2 separate regions of the Homo sapiens genome follow, and region 1 is linked to region 2. The links are chromatin contacts, found by Hi-C or POLR2A ChIA-PET in ENCODE. All regions are on one chromosome and are shown on one strand. Each heading gives the region's core, a stretch centred on a gene start or an enhancer-like site at or near the end of the contact. The rest is flanking DNA. Distances are from core to core; before and after follow the strand shown. Region 1 holds the start of LPGAT1 (lysophosphatidylglycerol acyltransferase 1). Region 2 holds the start of RCOR3 (REST corepressor 3).

Evidence for each region. Hi-C counts contacts between places; a loop is a spot of excess contacts on that map. ChIA-PET counts read pairs that join two places held with the same protein, here RNA polymerase II (POLR2A). Pooled maps may share reads with other maps.
Region 1: a map of sigmoid colon shows a loop between it and region 2 (7-fold over the local background). The contact joins the promoter of LPGAT1 here to the promoter of RCOR3 in region 2. A Hi-C loop is called at or near these places in 2 of 168 maps with a recorded cell type or tissue (naive thymus-derived CD4-positive, alpha-beta T cell and sigmoid colon) and 13 of 50 pooled maps. POLR2A ChIA-PET finds 5 or more read pairs at or near these places in 1 of 52 experiments (OCI-LY7).

The regions. Positions count from the first base shown.
Region 1 is chr1:211,829,513-211,834,458 of GRCh38, reverse strand. LPGAT1 (lysophosphatidylglycerol acyltransferase 1) reads left to right here and starts at 3,696. Exons shown (of 8, transcript NM_014873.3): 1 at 3,696-3,886. It overlaps LPGAT1-AS1 (LPGAT1 antisense RNA 1), which reads right to left and starts at 3,498. Exons shown (of 6, transcript NR_135820.1): 1 at 3,419-3,498; 2 at 3,047-3,203. RefSeq lists a silencer at 3,512-4,271.
Region 2 is chr1:211,256,588-211,261,595 of GRCh38, reverse strand. It overlaps RCOR3 (REST corepressor 3), which reads right to left and starts at 2,230. Exons shown (of 12, transcript NM_001136223.3): 1 at 1,870-2,230; 2 at 1,432-1,488. The coding sequence starts at 2,035. LOC105372902 (a long non-coding RNA gene) reads left to right here and starts at 2,404. Exons shown (of 2, transcript XR_922552.3): 1 at 2,404-2,860; 2 at 3,021-3,783. RefSeq lists silencers at 1,652-1,951, 2,022-2,811 and enhancers at 1,514-2,013, 2,516-3,017, 3,292-3,411.

The sequences.
Region 1 (4,946 bases), core at 2,447-4,946, 570 kb before region 2:
AGTATTATCTGTTTGGGGAGCAGGGGGAGGCCTCATGTGGAGTCTTCAGGGCCCTTTGGAAACTAGGGATAATTTTAGCCTTAAGAAGGGAAAAGAGAAGCTAGCCGAACAGGAGAGGAGCATGGAGGAGACACAATTGTTTACTTTATAGTATTGTTTAGGGTCAATCATGTTAATAAAAAGAATTGCTGAAATGGCTGAGAGTTGCAGTCAAGTCTGGAGGATTTTTTTTTTCTTTGAGACAGAGTCTTGCTCTGTCGCCCAGGCTAAAGTACAGTGGCATGATCTAGGCTTACTGCAACCTCTGTCTCCCAGGTTCAAGCAATTCTCGTGCCTCAACCTCCCGAGTAGCTGGGATTACAGGCGGGTGCCATAACGCTCGGCTAATTTTTGTATTTTTAGTAGAGGCAGGTTTTCGTCATGTTGGCCAGGCTGGTCTCAAACTCCTGACCTCAAGTGATCTGCCTGACTCAGCCTCCCAACGTGTTGGGATTACAGGTGTGAGCCACCACACTCAGCCAAGTGTGGATGATTTGGCTCACCCTATCTGAAAAATTTTAAGGTTATAAGCCCTGGAGCATTTTATATAAAATAATTATTGACATGAATATAGAAGAGAACATCCATATATATTTCCATTTTTTGTTTGAAGTTAAAGCTGACAACAGTCAGAATGCATGACTCTTTTGGGCTGCTGATTTCAAGCCTGCAACTGTTTCCTAGCAATGTAGGGGGCCTGTGCCAAGTCATTGAAGGTTATTGCTGGTAGGGTTTCTCCCTAGACAGGAAATAGTTCACTGGAGCTTTAGTGCAGAAACCAACACAGGTAGGTAAAATGTTTTTATAATTGCCACTAGGAAAAAGAGAGGGCCCAGGGGGTACTCTTCTGCCCAAGGGAACCTCTCCCTGGTTATAACCTAATTTGTTGTGTGTATGTGGACTAGATGGGTGGAATTCAACCTTCTAAGGTATTGTGGTTATATTGCTTTCAAATGACTGGCGATTCCAAGAAATGTAAGAAATCCTCTTTCTTTTTCAAAGGACCATTCTCTTGTGGTTCAAATGTGGGCTTTTGAAACAGAAACAATAATGTCTGTGGCTATAGGGTGGGGTCTGTTCATTTCCCTCTTTTCTCTATTGGAGTGTACATGAAGGTGTTGAAATTGTTGGCTTCATGTTTGTGTTTTGATAAAGATGGCTCTAAGGTAGCAGGATAGGGGACTAGAAGCTAACTAGTCATTGAAGAAGATCCTTGTTTTCCACAGAACAGTCTACCCTGGAGAACTGGCTGTTCCAATCTTCCTGTTACAGTCATTCAGAGCATTCATACATCTCTCTGTCCATGGTGCAATAAAATAGGCTATGGAACAATCTCAGGAGGCTTCCTAAGTGGTTGAAAGGAGGCAGGGCAAAAAAATTGTAGTATAGGCAAGAGGAAGGTAAAACTAACTAAAACGAACTTCGAAATGCAAGAAATAAACACAAGCATCATCTGAAATTGTTCCCTTAAGAAGTCAGCCCTAACAGTTTCTTATCTATTATAGCAGCTGAATTATCTTGAAACTGATATTGTGGTCAGAAAGTTAAGAAGATAACCCCTCTCCTACACTCTTGGCACAAAACCAGGGCATATCTATACCTGGAACATAATGTGTTGTACTGTTGGTTGAGTTTCAAGAAAAGTCCAATGAGGTTGGAAGCAGTTAATATGAGGATATCTGAAAAGATCAAGGAGATTAGGTATTCCCTACTCCTTCCATAAGGAGGTACTGAAATGGCAGAATTCTGCAATGAGAGATGGTGATCAGCAAGCCGAGGGGACAGGCCTCAGAAGAAACCAGACCTCCCCACACTTTGATCTCTGATCTTGGCCTTCAGAACTTCGAGAAAATAAGTTTCTGTTGTTTAAGCCACCCAGTTTGCAGTATTTTGTTATGGCAGCTCTAGCTGACTAACACACATGAGAACACATATGATCAAATGATTTAAAATTATGAAGGGTCTAGAAGAGAATGTGATCATCTCAGAATACCTCTAAGTCAGGGTTTCTTAAAGCAAGGTCTGCATACTACTTGCATCAGAATCACCTATGACGCTTTTTAAAAAGCAGGTTCTCAGGTCCACTGGACCTAGATTATTAAAATGTTCTGGTATGATGCTGAAGAATCTGTCTCTTTGGTAGACACTTCAAGTGTTGTTTTTGTACACTAAAGAGCCAGAGGTCCTGCCCAACCTCTGGCTCTTTTCTGAGCCTGAAAATGAATTCTGGGCCTGGTACTAATTGCATTTCATCAAGTGCTGCTGTGTCTGGTCCTCTGGCAGATGGTCCCTGATCCAGGAATCACGTGTAAATCCCATTGTAGGTTATCTCTCTCCAGGTGTCAGCCAACGTTTACGCAGCATGTGGGAAAGCTGAATTGCATGGACCAGATGGAATCCTTAGAGTTTATTCTTGATTGTGGAAATAAATATGTACCTCACCTATCTTACTGAAGAATATAATGACATATTTTGAATAATAAAGTATATATATTATCTCTCTCATGAGATTTATTTAAAGATCTTACTACCTTGTCAATAAAGAGAGAATGCAAGGAATAGAATGGGGCATATCTTTCCTTCACCTGTGGACCTAAGAGGAACTGAAATTAGAGAAAGTTGAGAGTCCAGAGCAAACGCTGTGATGAACATTTTCAAAATAGGCAGAATAGGTGGCATTCTGATTCAAATATGGCAGTTCCCTAGGGAGTGTGAAATCTGCCCTGCCCCATCCCCTCCATTTACAAATGTGCTTAAGGGACATAAGGTTTTATAAACAGGATTTTTAAAAACTAAAATTTAGGCAGATCATTTAAGAATGCTCAAGGGGGTAGGTCAATGGACTATTTCTCTATTTTCCTTCAGGTGGTCCAGCCTTTGAACCAGAATGCAGCTATAGTATCCCAAGTGACGGGGTCTGTCTAGGAGTTCCCATGGCCACTGTTTTTTGTCTTTTCGGTTTTTCTTTTTATGGCGGGCGGGGGAGGGCGGGCGGGTGAGTACTTACTTAATGCCAGGCACTTGGTTGTTTTTTCCTTCTTGACTAACCAGATTTCAGTTTCTCTGTGTAGACCATTCATTCCCACTGAGTTTCTTGGTGGGGTGGTGGGGGCGGGGGCGATGAATGGGAAAGTGGAATTGCCATTAATGTTCCAGCTGCTTTCCTGAAACAAGACTTTTGACCGTAAAAAGAATGAATTTGAAACTCTAGACAATAATACACTGCAGAGGTTAAGAAGAAAAGCCATGAGTGCAACCGGGTTTCATTAAGAATGAAAAGTGGACATTTAGCCGTCAAGGAGACAGGTTCCTAGTTTGGGCAGAGAAGAGAGCCCTAACAATGAAAGGCGGCCGTGTTGGCTGAAAGGGGGCTCTCAACTGAAACCAAGGCACTCCTGGGGTGTGAGGATGGGTGTTCATTCCTAGATCTTTCCGAGCGGCCCTTTCCCTCAGTATGTTCTGGACTCACTGAGGTCCTGGCCGAGCGTCCAGGTAGCCCCGAGGGCCCCGACTCGCTGGCGCAGGGGTAGGGGGAGCGGGCCAGGCGGGGCAAGCGGGCCAGGCAGCGGCGGCGGCGCTTTCATTAGAGGGCGCTGTGGGAGCGGCTCCGCCGCAGTCCCGACTCCCGCCGCTTCCTCCCGCCGCCCCTCCCCGCCAGTCCGGGCGAACGCGGCCGGGCCCTTGGGGACCGAGTCTCGGCGCCGCCGGGGAACGGGCGCGGGCCGCGCCACAGCCGGAGCGGGGCAGGGCCCCGCCACCGCCTTCTTCCGCCGGCCCCGCCGCCGGCCATGCATTCTTCCGGCTCCTCTGACTCCCAAAGCCCCGGCTGGGGCCCGGCCAGCCCGAGGTAACCTCCGGCTCCGCGGTCGCAGGCCCCAGAGCGGCAGCGGAGCCGGGCCAGGGGAGGCGCTGGGGGCGGGGAAGGGGGTGTCGTCGTCGCGTGGCCCGGGGAGGCGGCAGCGGCCTGAGGGACGAGGGCGCGGTAGGCCCCGGGGAGGAGGCGGGGGCGCGGGGCATCCGCCCGCCTCCCCGGGACCCGCCCGGGTGACAGGTCCGGCCTCTGAGTCCCCGCCGTCCCTCTGTCCGCAGGCAGCCGCGAGGGGAGTAGGGCGCCAGCGCGCCCGCTCGCGCAGCGCCTCGGGCCGCTTGGGCCGCCACCGCGTCCATGACCGCGACCCCTCGGCGGGGGACACCCGCCCCCGCTCTCCGCAGCCGCCCGCCGTCCGCGCCCGCCGAGGTGAGCCCGGCGCGCGGGCCGCGCCCGCCGCCACGACCCTTCCACATCCGCGGAAACCGCTGCAGGCTCCACCGGCTCCCCGCGCTGCGGTCGCCTCTTCTCTGCCCCTTTCATCATCCCCTGCTTCCTTGCCCTCTGGTCGGAAATCTCATTCTCTTCATCCCCAGTTCCTTGGCTTTTACCTCTTTCTGGCTTTTGCTCCCTTCCCCCTACTCCTGTCCTTCCTCTTTTTCGCATTATAACCCCCTACTTTCTTCCTCTCACCTTGTAAGCTTTTTTTCTAGGCCCCCCATTTTTTTTCTTAAAAAAAAAAGGGAAACAAAAACCCTATTGCTACAAATGAGAATTTTGAGGGTAACTCTTCGCTAGAGCCAGAGACCTTTTAAAGGAATGCATCGGTGTGCAGGAATCGTGGTGGTGAGGAGACTGAGGTCCTCAGTATCTGGGAAATCTTATTGAGGGGACCCTGTTTCGGTCATGTCACTTGTGTCTTCAGTTTGGAGATCCTGAGGTTGTCTGAAGCGAGTGGATCTATTTTTCTAAGTCCAATAGACGACCGCAGTGAGACACGGTGCGGGGACGGCCACCGATTACTGAATGGGAATTGTGTTATCATTTGCTAAATATATTGTGACATACTTCGTGCCTCGGTGAACAGCTCCCTTGACCT
Region 2 (5,008 bases), core at 981-3,480:
AAGTAAACCCAAAGGGAGCAGAGTGGTGTGAAAGTGCCATTCACCTACTAGCAACATCAATAAAGAAAATTAGTTTCATAAAACATTTAAAATTATTTGAAGCCCATCAGTATACACACTGATAGTCTTTGAATAAAATGTATTCCCAGCCAGTCATTTAGAAGGCAACCCAAATCTAGTGAACACTCTTGCATCACTGTTTTCACCTATTAAAAATGAGACTGTCCCGACTCATTACTTTTCATCCTCCTCACTTGGGACAGGAGGAAGAGCTGCTATCTGAAATCCAAATGGTTGGTAAATATCATTTTGCATTGTCTTAATGGGGAGAGGAGGAACAAAAAAACACGCCTCTGTATCCTAATAATTAAACATTGTTTCTCTCCAAGAAAATACAAGTAAGCTCTTTAATATCTAACATAGAAATCCAATGTCTGACACAAACGCAATATTATGGGCACTGGGCAAAAATTGACAAACTGTAAGGAGGAAAAAAAAAGGTGGGTCCCTTTCAAAGTCTGTCCAAAGCCTTAACTGAGAAGGGTCTCAGGCAGGGTGGGGAGAAGGAAACGCGCTCCACTCCGAGAGGCTCCAGCAAGGGCGCCTCCATATGCGGAACTCTCGCCCAATCCCTGCACAGGCTGAAATCTCGTGACCGCCGGGGAGCCTGTTTGGAGAAAAGTAGACAGGGAGCCCGCAAGCTGGGTTGGCAGAGGACGCTGGAACCTGGCTGGTCGGGGAGAAAATGTCTCCTTGGCAGCTGCAGCCACTGTCCTGTGGTCTAACTTCCCAGAGCTGGCTGGCGAGCGAGGTGTGCCTGCCGCTGGCGTCTCCCCACCCCCTTCCCCCACCCCTTTCTCTCCGCGGCTCCTGCACTCCGCAGAGCTGCCGCGACCAAAGCTACACCACCTAGCCAAAAAGAAAGAAAAGAGACAATCCCGGCTGCGCACAGGTCGGCAGGGCTCGCCCTTGGCTTCCCCGGCCGGTGACAGCCGCCCTGGCCTCTGCCACCCGCCCGACAGAGCGCGGCCCTCGGCGCCGGGGCGAGCGAGGTGGCAATTGACATTTGCACGGTTCGTCCATACAGTCCGCACGCCTGCTCCTCCAGCCCGCGGCCTCGGACCCTGGACTCCGCCAAGGGCCGTCTCCCTCTGCTCACCCCGACCCTGCCCCAGGCTCAAGGGCTAGGAAGGCGATGCCCCCAGCGGGCAAGTGGCCTCCGAAGGGAACCATGTTAACCTTGCAGTGCACACATCTGCCCACACGCCCAGTGTCACAGCCCGGCCAAGCCTGACAGCCTCCCCGCCACGGATGCCTGCCCAGCCCAACCCCGCATCCCCTCCCGGCCCCATGCCCGGACTCCTAGCCCGTCCACCCCAAACCAAGCCCAGGAAAGGGGATATGAGATTTTGCTTAAGCAAATATATCTACCTGGATCAAATTCAGGGATCCGAGCTTGGTATTCGGCTCCGACTCTCATCCCAACATCTGCAAAGCAATGCCAAAAAATATATATAAAAAATAAAAAAGAAGAAAAGAAAGAAAAAGGAAGAGACACTTAAAAAATAAAAATCGCTAGATGGAGGAAAGAAGCGGCGGGTGGATGGGAAGATATCAACTCGGGGCACTCCGGGAGATGGCAGCGGATTGGGGGCGGGGAGCGGGGGGGGGCAAAGGCGGAGGATTGGTCGAGGGCGGAGGGACGGGGGGTCGCGGGGGTGCTGCTGCACTGCACCGGGAGTTCGAGGCTACCGCAGCGCCCAGGCTCTGAGGGGAGGGAGGGCGGGAGAGCGGCGAGGGGAGGGGGCTGGGGGAGGGGAAGAGGGAGGGGGGCAGGCGGGCTGGCGGGGAGGAGTTCGAGGCTACCACCGTGCTCGTCGTCGCTGCTGCAGCCGCTCTCGGGCTCTGAGTAGTGCAGCCCGCCGTTGGTGGACGAGGCGCCGCTGCCGCCGCCGCCTGCCGGGCTCTTGGCGCTGCCGTTGGCCGATCGGTTCTTCCCCAGTAACTCGGGCCCTTTCTCCATCATGCCGGGCATGGTAGAACAGGGGAGGGGGAAAGGTGAGGGGAAGAGGCAGGCGTCAGGGTGAAGGCGGAGATGGCTTAGAGCGCGGGCGGGAGGGAAAGGAGGAGGAGGAGGAGACGGCGGCGGCGGCGGAGGAGGAGGAGGCTGTTAATATGGAGCCGCCATAACCGCCCCGCTCCGGCAGTAGCGCAGTCGCCTCACAACAACCCGCCCCGGCCCCGCCTCTCTCCCCTCCTCCCTCCGCCGCCGCCCGCCCCGCGCAGTCCCGGGCGCCCCTCGGCCGCACCGCGCTCTACGCCGCCGCCGGTATCACTCCGCTCCGCAGGGAGGTTCCGGCCGCCTGGGGGGAGGGGAAGGGGGGAGGGGCGGGGAAACCCCGCTCGCAGGCAGCCGGGCCACCCCAACCAAGCGCTAATAAAATCGCCACCGAGGCGTGGCCGCCGCTCGGGCTTTCTTCCTAGGGGGCGCTCCGGAGCGCGGGCGGGAGATGCACACGAGGGAGCGGGACTCTTTGCCCTCTCTGGGCGGAAGGAACGCGGTCACCCTGAGAAAGGACCGGCGCGACCCGACTGGGCGACCGGGGGGAGCGGCCCCCCCCCTCTGCGGACCGGGCTGCAGGCACGGGCCTGAGCGCGGCGTTCCTCAGATGTCTGGACCCGCAGGCCGCTCAGTTTCCCGGTGTCCGCTGGCAGCCTCGAGCTAGGGGCGCGCTCTGGCCCGCGGTGCAGTCGCGCAGTATAGCAGGGCGGCCTTGGGGCTCTGAGGCCCAACCGGCGAAAGAAGTAGACTCGGCCCTAACCATCTCGACGCTACAATTTTTGTTTCTGGATCTCTGAAGTAGGGCCCAGTTCCCGAGAGAGAGTCTGGGGATGACGGGATGAGTTTCCGGGGCTGAGCGATGCAACTGTTTTTTGCTGAAGCCCCTCTCCCCGATCCTAACCCTACTGTCTTATTCTTACCATCTTTCTTTCCTTTTTTTTCTTCTCTGTTTTAATAGCTGGGGAGTGAGTGCTGTGGAGTGAGGGGGAAATAAGATAAACATGAGACCTGGCCCAGTAGACGCGTTTTCAGTTCTTGCTGACCTGCGGTCTCCGCTTGGAGCGCTGGGGGAGAGGGCGGAGTCCCCCGGCAGAGGTGAAGCGAGAGCTGCTTTCTGGCAGCGTTTCCAGCCTGGAAGGAGTTGTGCTCTGTAATGCTTTTCTGAATTGCATTCGGCGAAAGGAGTAGGAAACTGCGTTTATTCCTTCACCAGATTTGAGGGCATCTGCTGCGTGCCAGGCTGCCTGGCATTGGGGGCTGTTTATGATTTTCTTTTCCTCTTTTTCTGATTTCTTCCCCCCCACTGACGAATAAGTAGAAATAAGTGAGGATTTAACTGTGAGCCTCTAGTATGCAGATGTATGCTGAGCGGTATTGGGGTTCAGCAGATACTCTCCAAACACTTGAAAATACTGTCTTGTAATAATTCTATTATGGGTCAATCCAGAGTGGATCAAACCAGAAATGAACGTCTCTGGCCAGAGCAAACCTTACTGAGAGAAATAATATATCTAACTCAGGAATTGAGCCAAGAAAACCCTGGGAAGTAAATATTTCTGAAGTGAAAAGTCTCCTGTGTGTGTACAAAACTATCTGGTTCTAGTAGTAGAGATAGTCTCATCTCTCTATTAAAGCTTAATGTGATTCCATTAAATATTTGAATCATAAAACTGGACCTTTTATTCTGTTCCTTTTCTCAATAAATGCAGTTCTGAATATTATTTTAATTCCCGTATAGTTTTCCTACAAGGAGAGAATGCCCTGGCCAAATGAAATGAATAGCCATTTTCCTTGACAGTCGTTATTTTTCATTACAAATTAATACACTGGTATGTTGGTCTTTATGCAGCAGTTTCTAATGAACATGATTCAGCTTCTTTGGTCCTGTAACACAAAAGCTAGACCCTGTCAAATGCTCCTCACTCTGAGGCCTCTGAGCCAGCCAGCTTTCTAACACCCAATGTTGTGGCACTCCATGCAGTTTCCTGCAGAAGGGAATCTGCATATAGATCAGGAACCAAAACGTTGGAAAGATTTAGGGACCTTTGTAACTTCTGTTTATTAGTAAAACCAGTAAAGTGAGAAGATTCCATTCGAGCACAGCACAAAAGGGCAGACGCAGAGAAGACTGCATTCCACAGTTAGGAGAAGAACCTGGGCGAGGGGAGAGTATGGCATTTTTTAAACAGGAAAGTATAATAGGTTTCTGTTTTGTTCCTGAAGAAAAGGAAAGCACCTGAAGCTGGCCTGGTTCTGAATAATAATGGACCTTAAAATGTTTCCCAATAGCTAACAAGGACTAATATACAAAGAGAAAAGGTCTAAGGCGAAATCTTGGAAATGCCTGACTGTAATGGGTTAGAAGAGGAAAAGAAGAAGCTGGACATGGAAAGAATGCTTTAGAATGGCTTGATAGGCCAGGCGCGGTGGCCCACGCCTGTAATCCTGGCACTTTGGGAGGCCGAGGTAGGCGGATCATGAGGTCAGGAGATCGAGACCATCCTGGCCGACATGGTGAAACCCCGTCTCTACTAAAAATACAATAATTAGCTGGATATGGTGGCAGGCTCCTGTAATCCCAGCTACTCAGAAGGCTGAGGCAGGAGAATCGCTTGAACCCGGGAGGCGGAGATTGCAGTGAGCCAAGATCATGCCACTGCACTCCAGCCTGGCGACAGCGAGACTGTCTCAAAAAAACTAAAAAAAAAAAAAGGGTTAATAAACAGTGTCCACTGATGCAGAATCATGAGAAGGGCTTAAGAAAAGGCCTTTGGATTTAACTAGAAGGCTGTTATTTTTTTGGCTGGTGTTTTTACTGTATTTTTGAAAGTTTTACTAGGTGCATATTTTAAATTTGGAACAGAATACTTTCTCATAGTTATAAAGTCAAAAGATAGGATGTACTTCAGTATTGTACTACAGATTCCAGCAATGCATAAAGGCAAG